Regions from separate parts of the Homo sapiens genome. Here region 2 is linked to region 1. Evidence: read pairs that join two places in POLR2A ChIA-PET (ENCODE). Cell type or tissue: endothelial cell of umbilical vein. All regions are shown on one strand. Each heading gives the region's core, and the rest is flanking DNA. Links, peaks and the distances in the headings are about the cores only.

Region 1 (5,339 bases), core at 1,439-3,938:
TGGATAAAAGGGGATTAAACAGTAAATATCTTTGTTTTTGTTAGCATGAGACAGATCTTCTGACACTTGGAGCCTGACTCATGTTACTTTAGAGAATCCAATAAAAAATACATGGCTTAGTGTTCATTACTTGCTTTTCAGGAGGTAACCCTGGCGGGGATCTCTGAGCAAAAGCTGGCTTTAATTATCTAGAGTTGGTACAGTGTCATTGTGACTAGATATTATGATGTAGGTGGAAATGTGGGGTTTTCTTATTTTTTAAAGACTCTATAAAAACAAAATATTAATAGAAAACATCAGAACCCTACTAAAAATTGTAGACCCCCACATGCATTAATTTTCTATGCAATGAAATCCTTCAGTACCTTAGTAATGAAGTTCTAATTAATGAGTTACTTAAGTCCCTCTTAATTCAACTTGGTAGGAATAATCCAACAGCCAAGGCCCAATGTAGTTATCATCGTAGGTCATCTTTGGAGATGTGCCTTTTTTGAAACAGCTGGATGGTTGGGCGTTTAATAAATATTTAGAATGTAAATGTATACTTAAATTTAAAAAAATTAAATTGTAAAATACACATAACGTAAGTTAACCATCTTAACCATGTGTAAGTGTACAGGTCAGTAATGTTAAGTACATTCATATTGTTGTACAACCAGGCCAGGCATGGTGCTCACACCTATAATCCCAGCACTTTGAGAGGCTGGGGCAGGAGGATCCCTTGAGCGCAGGAGTTCAAGACCAGCTTAGGTAACATAGTGAGACCCCGTCTATACAAAAAATAAAAAAATTAGCTGGATGTGGTGGCTGCACCTCTAGTTATAGCTACTTGGGAGGCTGAGGTGGGAGGATTGCTTGAGCCCAGGAGTTTGAGGTTGCAGTGAGCTGTGATCATCACACCACTGCACTCCAGCCTCGGCAACAGAATGAGACCCTGTCTCAAACAACAACAACAACAACAACATATTGTTGTACAACCAATCTCTAAAACTCTTCATCTTGCAAAACTATATCCCTGTACCCATTAAACAATAACTCCCTATTCCCCACTCCCTCTAGTCCCTGGCAACCATTATTCTACTTTCTCTCCCTATGAATCTGACTACTCTAGGTACCCTATATAAGTGGAATCATATAGTATTTGTCTTTTCATGACTGGCTTATTTCATATGGCGTAATGTCCTCAAGGTTCATCCATGTCGTGACATCTTTCAGAATTTCCTCAAGGTTCATCCATGTCGTGACATCTTTCAGAATTTCCTTCTCTTTTGAGGCCAAATAATATTCTTTTGAGTAAATACACCACATTTTTGTTTAATCTATTCATCCATTGATGGACATGGGTTGCTTCCATCCTTTGGCTATTGTGAAGAATGCTGCTGTGAACATGGGTGTACAAGCATCTCTTTGAGACCTTGCTTTCAAATCTTTTGGATATATAACCAGAAGTGGGATTCCTCGGTTATATAGGAATTATATATTTAATTTTTTGAGGAACCACCATACTGTTTTCCGTACTGGCTGCACCATTTTACATTACCAGGGTGCAGAGGTTCTAATTTCTCCAGGGCACAATCGTTCTAATTTCTCCACATCCTGTCCAACTCTTGTTATTTTCTAGTTTTTTGATAGTAGGTATTCTAATAGGAGTGAAATGGTATCTCATTGTAGGCTTGATTTGCATTTCCCTAATGATTAATGATGTTCAGCATCTTTTCATGTGCCTATTGGCCATTTGTGTATCTTGTTTGGAGAAACGTCTATTCAAAGTCTTTGCTCATTTTAAAATCAGGTTGTTCATCATTGTTGCTGTTCAGCTGTAGAATTCTTTTATTTTTGTTTTAAATTTACTTAGAGACAGGTCTCACTATGTTGCCTAGGCTAGTCTTGAACTCCTGGGCTCAAGCAGTCCTCCTGCCTTGGCCTCCCAAAGTGCTGAGGTTACAGGTGTGAGCCACCATGCACAGCTGAGTTGTAGAATTCTTTATATATTCTGGGTATGAATCTTTTATCAGATATATGATTTGCAAATATTTCCTTTCATTATGTGGGTTTCCTTTTCACTCTGTTGATTGTGCCCTTTGATGCACAGAGGTTGGTTTTTTTTTTTTTTTTTAGACAAAGTCTTGCTCTGTCACCAGGCTGGAGTGCCCTGGCACGATCTTGGCTCACTGCAACCTCTGCCTCCTGGGTTCAAGCAGTTCTCCTGCCTCCGCCTCCCGAGTAGCTGGGACTACAGGTGCGTGCCACCACGCCCGGCTAATTTTTTGTATTTTTAGTAGAGACGGGGTTTCACTGTGTTAATCAGGATGGTCTTGATCTCCTGACCTCGTGATCCGCCCGCCCCGGCCTCCCAAAGTGCTGGGATTACAGGCATGAGCCACCGCGCCCAGCCGATGCAGAGAGGTTTTAAATTTATTTACCTTTTTCTTTTATTGCCTGTGCTCCTGGTGTCAGCTCCAAGAAATCAGTGCCAAATTCAGTATCATGAAGTTTTCCTCCTGTATTTTCTTCTAAGAGTCTTACAGTTTTAGCTCTTAACATTTAGGTCTTTGGTCCATTTTGAGTTAATTTTTCTATGTGGTATAAGGAAGGTTTATCTTCATTCTCTGCAGTTTTACTTTTACACTTTGGTCTAATGGTGCATGTACACGCCATGTAGAAGATAAGTTAAGGTTCTAAATTTAGTTATGCTATTGACAACTGCTTGCTGTGGAAATCTTGCTATAATGCCTCCTCCCATGGGCAGTTGTTACTGATTTATCTCATCTTTCCCCAGAGAGTTTTGCGTTTTAAGAAAGAGAAATTGTTAAATATTATTTGTTATTAAGTGTCATTTATACTTTTTAGTTTAGCTTTTTAAACTTTTTATTTTGAAAAGTTTTTGAAACATTCACAAAGTAAGGAGAAGAGTAAAACAAATCCCCCCAAGCCCGCAGCTTCAACAAATAACAGCCTTCTGCACATTTGCTTCATTTCTTCTTTTTCCCAACATTTTCTTCTTCTGAAAGATTTTAAGGCAAATCACAACCATTTTATTATTTCACTCATATGTTTAAGGTAAACATAGACATTTCTGATCAAATGTGTGTTATGTCAGAGTATGCCTTTCTATGTACTTTATGGTAGAGTTCTTGTATAATTAATTTTGTTGTTTTAAAGCCTAGGTCTAGGGACTAGCACCAGCAGCAGAATTTTGATATTTGTAATTGCTTTAGAGTTCACATATTTGCTTTATAGAATGTATTTGATCATGTGTACAACTAATGTGCTGCATATGCTTCAGAAATGCAGACCCCAATTATAGCTCTTTTGGGGAAATATGAACTGCTTTACAGCCCTCCACATTAAAATGTGGTTTCCAAGAATTCATTATTTACAGACATCAGCTACATATATTTACAAATGGCTCAGAATGAAAACTCACAGGAAAGATTACAAAAATAAGCTTCTCTGTCTTTTTTTTTTTTTAATCCTTCTCTGTCTTTTGAGTCCTGGTGAATACTATGCAACAAAAGCATTCACCTCATCCATAATTCTTTCAACCCCTTATGGGTTTTTTTTTCACCCTAGATAATTTAGTAAAGTTCAATAAAGTAAAGGAACTTTTTGCTACAGAAGTACTATGTAGAAGTTAAGAATTCACAAATACATGGCCATTGAAATGAGAGATAATCAGAGGCCTCACCCAGAATTAGAAAGCTTTCATCTTAGTGTTTATGTTGCTATTGTCAGGTACTGCTGGAGCCCAAAGAATGGGCTCTTGGTGGATAGGTCATCTCAGCAGACTGAAATAAAGCTGTCTGGGAATGTGGGGTAGGGATTGAGGGTAGTGAGTGAGGGGCATCAGGAACGCCGGCCGTACAAGTATGCTGGTTTCCTTAGTCAGCCAAGGATAATGCAAAATTGAAACCAGGAAATGTCATAGTGTAAAACTTTTTTTTTTTTTTTTTTGAGACAGAGTCTCGTTCTGTCATCTAGGCTGGAGTGCAGTGGCATGATCTTGGCTCACTGCAACCCCTGCCTCCTGGGTTCCAGTGATTCTCCTGCCTCAGCCTCCTGAGTAGCTGGGATTATAGGCACCTGTCACCATGCTCGGCTAATTTTTATATTTTTAGCAGAGACGGGGTTTCACCATGTGGTCCAAGCTGGTCTTGAACTCCTGACCTCAGGTGATCTACTTGCCTCGGCCTCCCAAAGTGTTGCGATTATAGTTGTGAGCCACCATACCCGGCCCTTATTTTTAATTTTTTTTTAATTTTTGGGACAGGGTCTGCTCTGTTGCCCAGGCTGGAGTTCAGTGGTGTGATCATGGCTCACTGCAGTCTTGACCTCCTGTCCTCAAGCAATCCTCCCACCTCAGCCCCCTGAGTAGCTGGAACTACGGGTGTGTGTCATCATGTGCAGCTAACTTTTTTATTTTTTGTAGAAACAAGGTTTCCCTATGTTGCCCAGGCTGGTCTCGAACTCCTGGACTCATGCGATCCTCCCACCCTGGCCTCCCAGAGTGTTGGCATTACAAGAGTGAGCTGCTGCTTCGGCCCTAGTACCCATTTTAGCACAGTGTTCCATACATCCCCCAGGAAATAATTTTGTGTCGTATGACCTATTTCTCCTCTTTGAAAGCTTCCAAATTTTTAGTATCAACGTAAAACTTGTATCACAGAGTCTTCTAAAAAGATATTTAAGAAGCATTTGTACATAACACAAATACTCATTCTTTTCTTAAGAAAGCCCATATCCCTTATGCTGACATTTCTAGCTCTGAGTGTTTCCTTCACCCGTGTGCCTATGACATGGGTGTGTCCTCGTGGGAATCTTCTATAGAGCCTCAGTTGTAAGCCTTTGATGATTCCAGTGGGCATGATGTGGTCAGGCAGGTGTACACCCTTGGCCTTTAGAATTGGCCGCACTCCTCTTTGCCTTTAGTGAAGCAACAAAGGAGAAAGTGTAATACTGCTCTCCTTTGTAACATAGTCTTTCTTTTTCTCTGCCTGTGTGTTATTTCCTTTCCTTTATTTCTCCTCTTTTTAAAGACTTTTACCTTAGTGACAACAATATTAAAACAAAAAATCCCCAAGAGTCTCTTGTTTTCAACTGGAAAAGTCTGATTTCTAGAATTTATTAATAAGTCTAATCTCTTTTAAAATGGGAAGAAAATAAAACTACTCATTTAAAAACACAGCCTCTCTGAGAAGGTAACATTTGAGCTGAGGTTTGAATAAGGAAGATACAGTGTAGTGGAGAGAGAATGAAAGTCGGGGCCAGACATTCTTTGGTCAAATCCTGGCTCCACCACTTAACTAGACATGTCATCTTGACCAAGCTACTTTGACTCA
Region 2 (5,339 bases), core at 1,301-3,800, 96 kb after region 1:
AAATGGAGATAATAATAGTACCTTCTGTGTGTGGTTTTATGGATTAAATGAGTTGGAATATGTAAAGGGTCCATAATGTGCCAGGCACAGTTCTAAGTGCAAGAGTGGGAGTGATTCTTAGTGTTGATGAAAGAGGATATTAAAATGAGATGCCCATAGGAATTAGAAGATAGAGCTCAAGGGCAGGAAAGACACCCTTAATAAATCCTCATCTTGTAAAGAGAGAGGTCAAGTGGTATGGTTTGTAGTTGATGCACACAAACCAGATGTTTAAAGACACTGCAAGTTACAAATTTGGTTAAAAAACAAAAGAGGATCTAAAAATAGTAATATAGGGAGAATAGTGGAAGAGCGGGAAGGAGGTGTTGTATGTGAATTTAGCCTTGTTTGTGTCATAACGAAATCACTAGGTGTTTCATAGTGATAAATCAGAAGGTAGTTGATAAGCATACTCTTTAGAAATATGTAGGTAAATATCAGAAGAAATACCTAAGGGAATTAAAAATGGTTGCCTCCAGGGAGCGAGATTGGGGTTGGGGAGAGATGGGACAAGGAATTGCTACTTGTCATTATAAAACCTTTTAGACTGTTTGATTAAATATTCCATATACTTTGAAAAAACTTGAACCATCTTTATTTAGCAAATTAAGCTTCTTACCACAGTGAAATAATGTAGAAGTGATCTTAAAACTTTAGGCTTATGACTATTTCCATAATAAGATGACTACTAATATGATTTGCATCTCTGCATAAAGAACATTAATAAAAACTTATCAGAAACTAAACTGAGCATTATTGTTTCTCAAGGTGTTCCTGAGTTTCTTAATACTTTAGTTAATGCCACAGCCTTTCACTCTTTCCCATTGTGTTTCCACACAGAGTGACTGGAATGTAAGGAAGCAATGCCAGCCTCTTTAGGAACTGGCTAGTTTGTCTGTTTTTCAAGGGCCTCCTGTCTGCATGTGTGTTTTGGTCTCTTGCGTCTCTTCCTCTTTCCTGCTGTCTGTCTCTATCCACCTGTTTCTCCTTCTCTCTTCACATACCCCCTTACATTCTGCATCTTCGATTCTGCACAACTGCTCTGCCCCCTCTTCCTATCCAATGTCAGGTTCTTTCCTTCTAGTCTGTATACATCTTCTCCACCTCAAGCTTTCTCCTTTCTCACTCACTTTAAACTTCCTGTGAACCCAGCAGTGGTTGGAATGCTCTGCTCGTCCTCTTAACTTGCTTATCTCCCATTCATTTTGGCTTCTTTCAGTTTCAACTCCCACTACTAATTGCCTCATTATTTTCTTGTTTCCCAGTTCAAATACCTGAGAGAGAGAATCTGATTAACACTGTTCATTTTTTCATCAGAGGTCTCTAGCAGGAGACTGCCCTCATGTACCCACACTGGTTTAGTCAGCTGTGACTAGGAACGTGGGGTCTCACAGTATAAATAACTTGATTGCATAGGGCTGTTACCTGATCTGGGGATGTAGGTGGGGGCAGTCAGCATGAGAAATCCCGTGGTTGGCATGCTTAGTGTTTGAAGGCATTACTATATTGACCAAGAATCTCTTGCCATATTGAACTTCATGCCCATATTCTTTGACAGTTGAGCATCCCAAATTTTAAAGACCCCAGGAGCTTTTCCAAACTAGACATGGAGATGTGTGTGAGTAATATGCTCTATTTAATGTCTAGAGCAGTGTTTCTATTGTCAATATTGAGACTACATATAAATTAATGAAATTTTTAAAAACAGAGCACATTGTTTTGGAAGATACTCGTACCATCAGTCAGGGTGTCCTGCTGACATATGGTGCCCTATTTGCCTTCTCATTAATCAAAAGAACAGAAGAAATTTGCTTTCTTGTTAGCATGACATAAATATTCATATGGATGACTGTTTTTTGTTAAAGCTTATAATAGCTCGTTAGACTGTAAACACTGTAAATGAGGCCAGGCGCGGTGGCTCACGCCTGTAATTCCGGCACTTTGGGAGGCCGAGACAGGCAGATCATGAGGTCAGGAGATCGAGACTGTCCTGGCTAACACGGTGAAACCCCGTCTCTACTAAAAATATAAAAATTTAGCTGGGCATGGTGGCACACGCCTGTAGTCCCAGCTACTCAGGAGGCTGAATCAGGAGAATCGCTTGAACCCGGGAGGTGGAGGTTGCAGTGAGCCCAGACTGTGCCACTGCACTCCAGCCTGGGTGACAGAGCAAGACTCTGTCTCAAAAAAAAAAAGAAAAGAAAAAAAAAACACTGCAAATGAGCCAAGAGTGGCATTACAATAAGTACAGAATACAGTGGGAAAGTTCCAGACACATGAGGAGAGTATGCATTGGAAATCTTGTGGCACGTAAGTTTCACAGGGCATGGGGTCCTAGAAAATATGGGTCATTTGATCATCACCACGAAAGTCTTTTCTTCCCACAAAAATAGCAAGATTTGTGAAAGAACCAAAGGAGACAAAAGAGATAAGTAAAGGAAGGCAGAAACTCCCCAAGAATGAGTAGCAGTCATTAGCATCTGTAGAGACTAGAAGTGGTGGTGTCAGCTGCATTGGCTGGGCAGTGGCTGGGCAGCACCCTGAAACAGGAGCTGTGGCAGTGATTGGATTGCCCTTCCCACCCGGACTAGCTTGGCTGCCATTCATCTTTAGAGACTAAATCACACAGCCCTCCTCAGGGAAGCCTCCCCTGACCAGCCTGTGTCCAAACTAGATGAGGACTCTTGCTCTTATAGTTCACGTTATTTTCCTTTGTAATACTACTACAGCTTGTGATTATATTCCTTATGGTTATTTGGTTTCTGTCCGCTTCTTCCACTTGTCTCCAAGCTCCATGAGGGCAACATCCACATCGGTGTTGTTGCCCATGTGCAGTGACTGGCACATGGTAGACAGTTAATACATATTTTTATGTGAATGGAGATGAGAAGCAATGGTGAGGACAGTGGCTGAAGGCTTCATCGGAAATAGCAATGGACTAGCAGTTGCAGTTGCTAACAGAATTTAATGTGGAAACCAGAAAAGTGAGTCGTAGACTCCATGACTATCACAGATAATCAGGGCAGTCAGGAGAAAGACCAGTCATTAACTAATTCTGAGCCACGTGAACTTCAGCACCACAGTCCCTTAGGAGAAGTACTTTGTTATGCTGAAAGCATTGCCCAGCATGATTCAGTAGCCTGGAGGGCATCAACATAGTTGTTAAATGCCAGCTAAGGCATTCCTGTGTCCCATGTTGTTAGCAGCACTCTACGATAACTTAAGAAGCCAAAAGTACATAGTGCAGTTTTGAAAATATACATAATCAAAAGATCACAAAGATTGCTACATTGATCAGCTATTTAAAATATTTATATACCTAGATTTACTTGTTTACCAAGAATCCTACGTAGCTGAGGTTTTCCTGTTGTTTTATTTGCTTTCTCTGTGTGTAAATCATGCTTCTCCCGTGAGGTTGTTGTTGTTGAAAGCCACAGATTATCTCAAATTATGTTGGTATCATCTTGACTACATTCTTTGTTACAATGATCCAGTAATGACTGCTTTTTTTCTTTTTCATTTCAGCATGTCTTCAAATTGGAGCAAGAAGAATATATGAAGGAACAAATTCCATGGACACTCATAGATTTTTATGATAATCAGCCTTGTATTAATCTTATAGAATCAAAACTAGGCATTCTAGATTTACTGGATGAGGAATGCAAGGTAAGTATGATTTCCTGGGGTACTTGGTTTATCAAAATAGATGTATCAAGGTCAGAAGATAAGTGGGTTCAAGGAGAGATTCATTAGTATATCATGGAATGCCGTCGTGGTGACAAGTAGGGGTTATGCTTTCATTCCAAAGGGACACTAGACCCCAAGGGTTCTAATTACAAGTGAAACTAGGAGAATTTCCCTCCTCTTTTCAGCTGATTCTAAATTACATGAAAAATTGACGTTAGATACTAACAATTTTAGCCACTTTTGTTATTAATTTGTTTAGTACTTTTTGGTCAGCGATAGAATTTAAAGAAATGCAAGAAACTGTGCAGAAGATATTTTGAATAACAGTTCTAAATAGTTATAATTGTAAAACTAACTAGTTGTTCCTTATTACTGACATATTTGAGAGGGATGGAGTTGTATCTTTAATATTTAAAGATGCACCATGTTGGAAAAAAGCATTAGATCCCCAGCTTTACCACTGAGTGATCGTAGGCAAACCTATTCTTTCGCTTTATTTCTCTTTAGTTTATATGCAGTAAGTTACATTTTAGCACAGGTGTACCCTCCTAAGCATCCAGACTTCCTACAACATTGAGGATGCATGTGATGAAAAGGTTCTCAGCCTCACTTGAGATTTTAAAAAATGCAAACCAAAGCAAAAATGGTACACCGCTCTTGACCCATCCAGTAGGCAAATTTAAACTCGATAATTTTCATTTGATAATACTAAATGAATATTGCATATATACTCATGATGAAAAGCATGAATTCATTCAACATACTTTATAGGATATTTGACAACATTTATCATAATTTTAACTACATACCCTTGACCCAGGAATGGAACTGCTGGGAATTCCACCTTTGATTATACTTGCAAAAGTATCCAAGGTATATACATATAAGAAGAAAACTGTGGCAGTTGTCATAGTAATAACAAAAAAATCAGTAACAACCTAGTAGCCATAAATAATGCAGAGAATACTACTGTTGCAAAGCTGAAAAAAATGCAATGAGTGTGTAGAATTATCCTATTCACATACATGCCTTCAAAGAGAGTTAAAGAAGGCCGGGCATGATGGGCTTATATCTGTAATCCCAGCACTTTGAGAGGCTGAGGTGGGTGGATATTTGAGTTCAGGAGTTTGAGACCAGCCTGGGCAATATGGTGAAACCCCGTCTACAAAAAAATACAAAAAATTAGCTGGGCATGGTGGTGTGCACCTGTAGTCCCAGCTACTTGGGAGGCTGAGGCAGGATAATCACTTGAGCCTGGGAGGCAGAGTTTGCAGTGAGCCGAGATTGTGCCATTGCACTCCAGCCTGGGTGAAAAGAGTGAAACCCTGTCTCAAAAAAAAAAAAAAAAGAAAAAAAAAAAGAGAGGGAGAAATAATTAAGTTGGAGGAAATGGCAAGAGGAGACTACTCTCCATTTTATATCTTTCTGAATTATAGAAATGCTTCACTATGTAACTACAGATGTTACCTTTATTTGACAGAATTTTTTAAATTTAATTTTTAATTTTTGTGGGTACTAGTTGGTGTATATATTTATGGGGATACATAAGATTTTGGTATAGGCATGCGATGTATAATAATCACATCATGGAAAATTGGGTATCCATCCCCTCA

Evidence for each region. ChIA-PET counts read pairs that join two places held together with the same protein. Peaks named below come from ENCODE experiments on the same cell type or tissue, not always from the same donor. Only the 100,000 strongest peaks of a DNase experiment are listed, where the experiment ranks them.
Region 2: POLR2A ChIA-PET joins it to region 1 with 7 read pairs; 2 of 35 experiments call an interaction of 5 or more read pairs at or near these places.

Annotation. Positions count from the first base shown.
Region 1 is chr15:52,486,339-52,491,677 of GRCh38, reverse strand. All of the region lies in intron 1 of MYO5A (myosin VA), which reads left to right. Among named protein-coding and RNA genes, the nearest start is that of MYO5A, 40 kb to the left of the region's middle. In endothelial cell of umbilical vein, for the core only: no CTCF peak of the experiment used is centred there; no DNase peak of the experiment used is centred there; H3K27ac peaks cover 283 bases.
Region 2 is chr15:52,390,296-52,395,634 of GRCh38, reverse strand. It overlaps MYO5A (myosin VA), which reads left to right. Exons shown (of 42, transcript NM_001382347.1): 12 at 3,565-3,705. Among named protein-coding and RNA genes, the nearest start is that of MYO5C, 97 kb to the right of the region's middle. RefSeq lists an enhancer at 2,879-3,555. In endothelial cell of umbilical vein, for the core only: no CTCF peak of the experiment used is centred there; no DNase peak of the experiment used is centred there.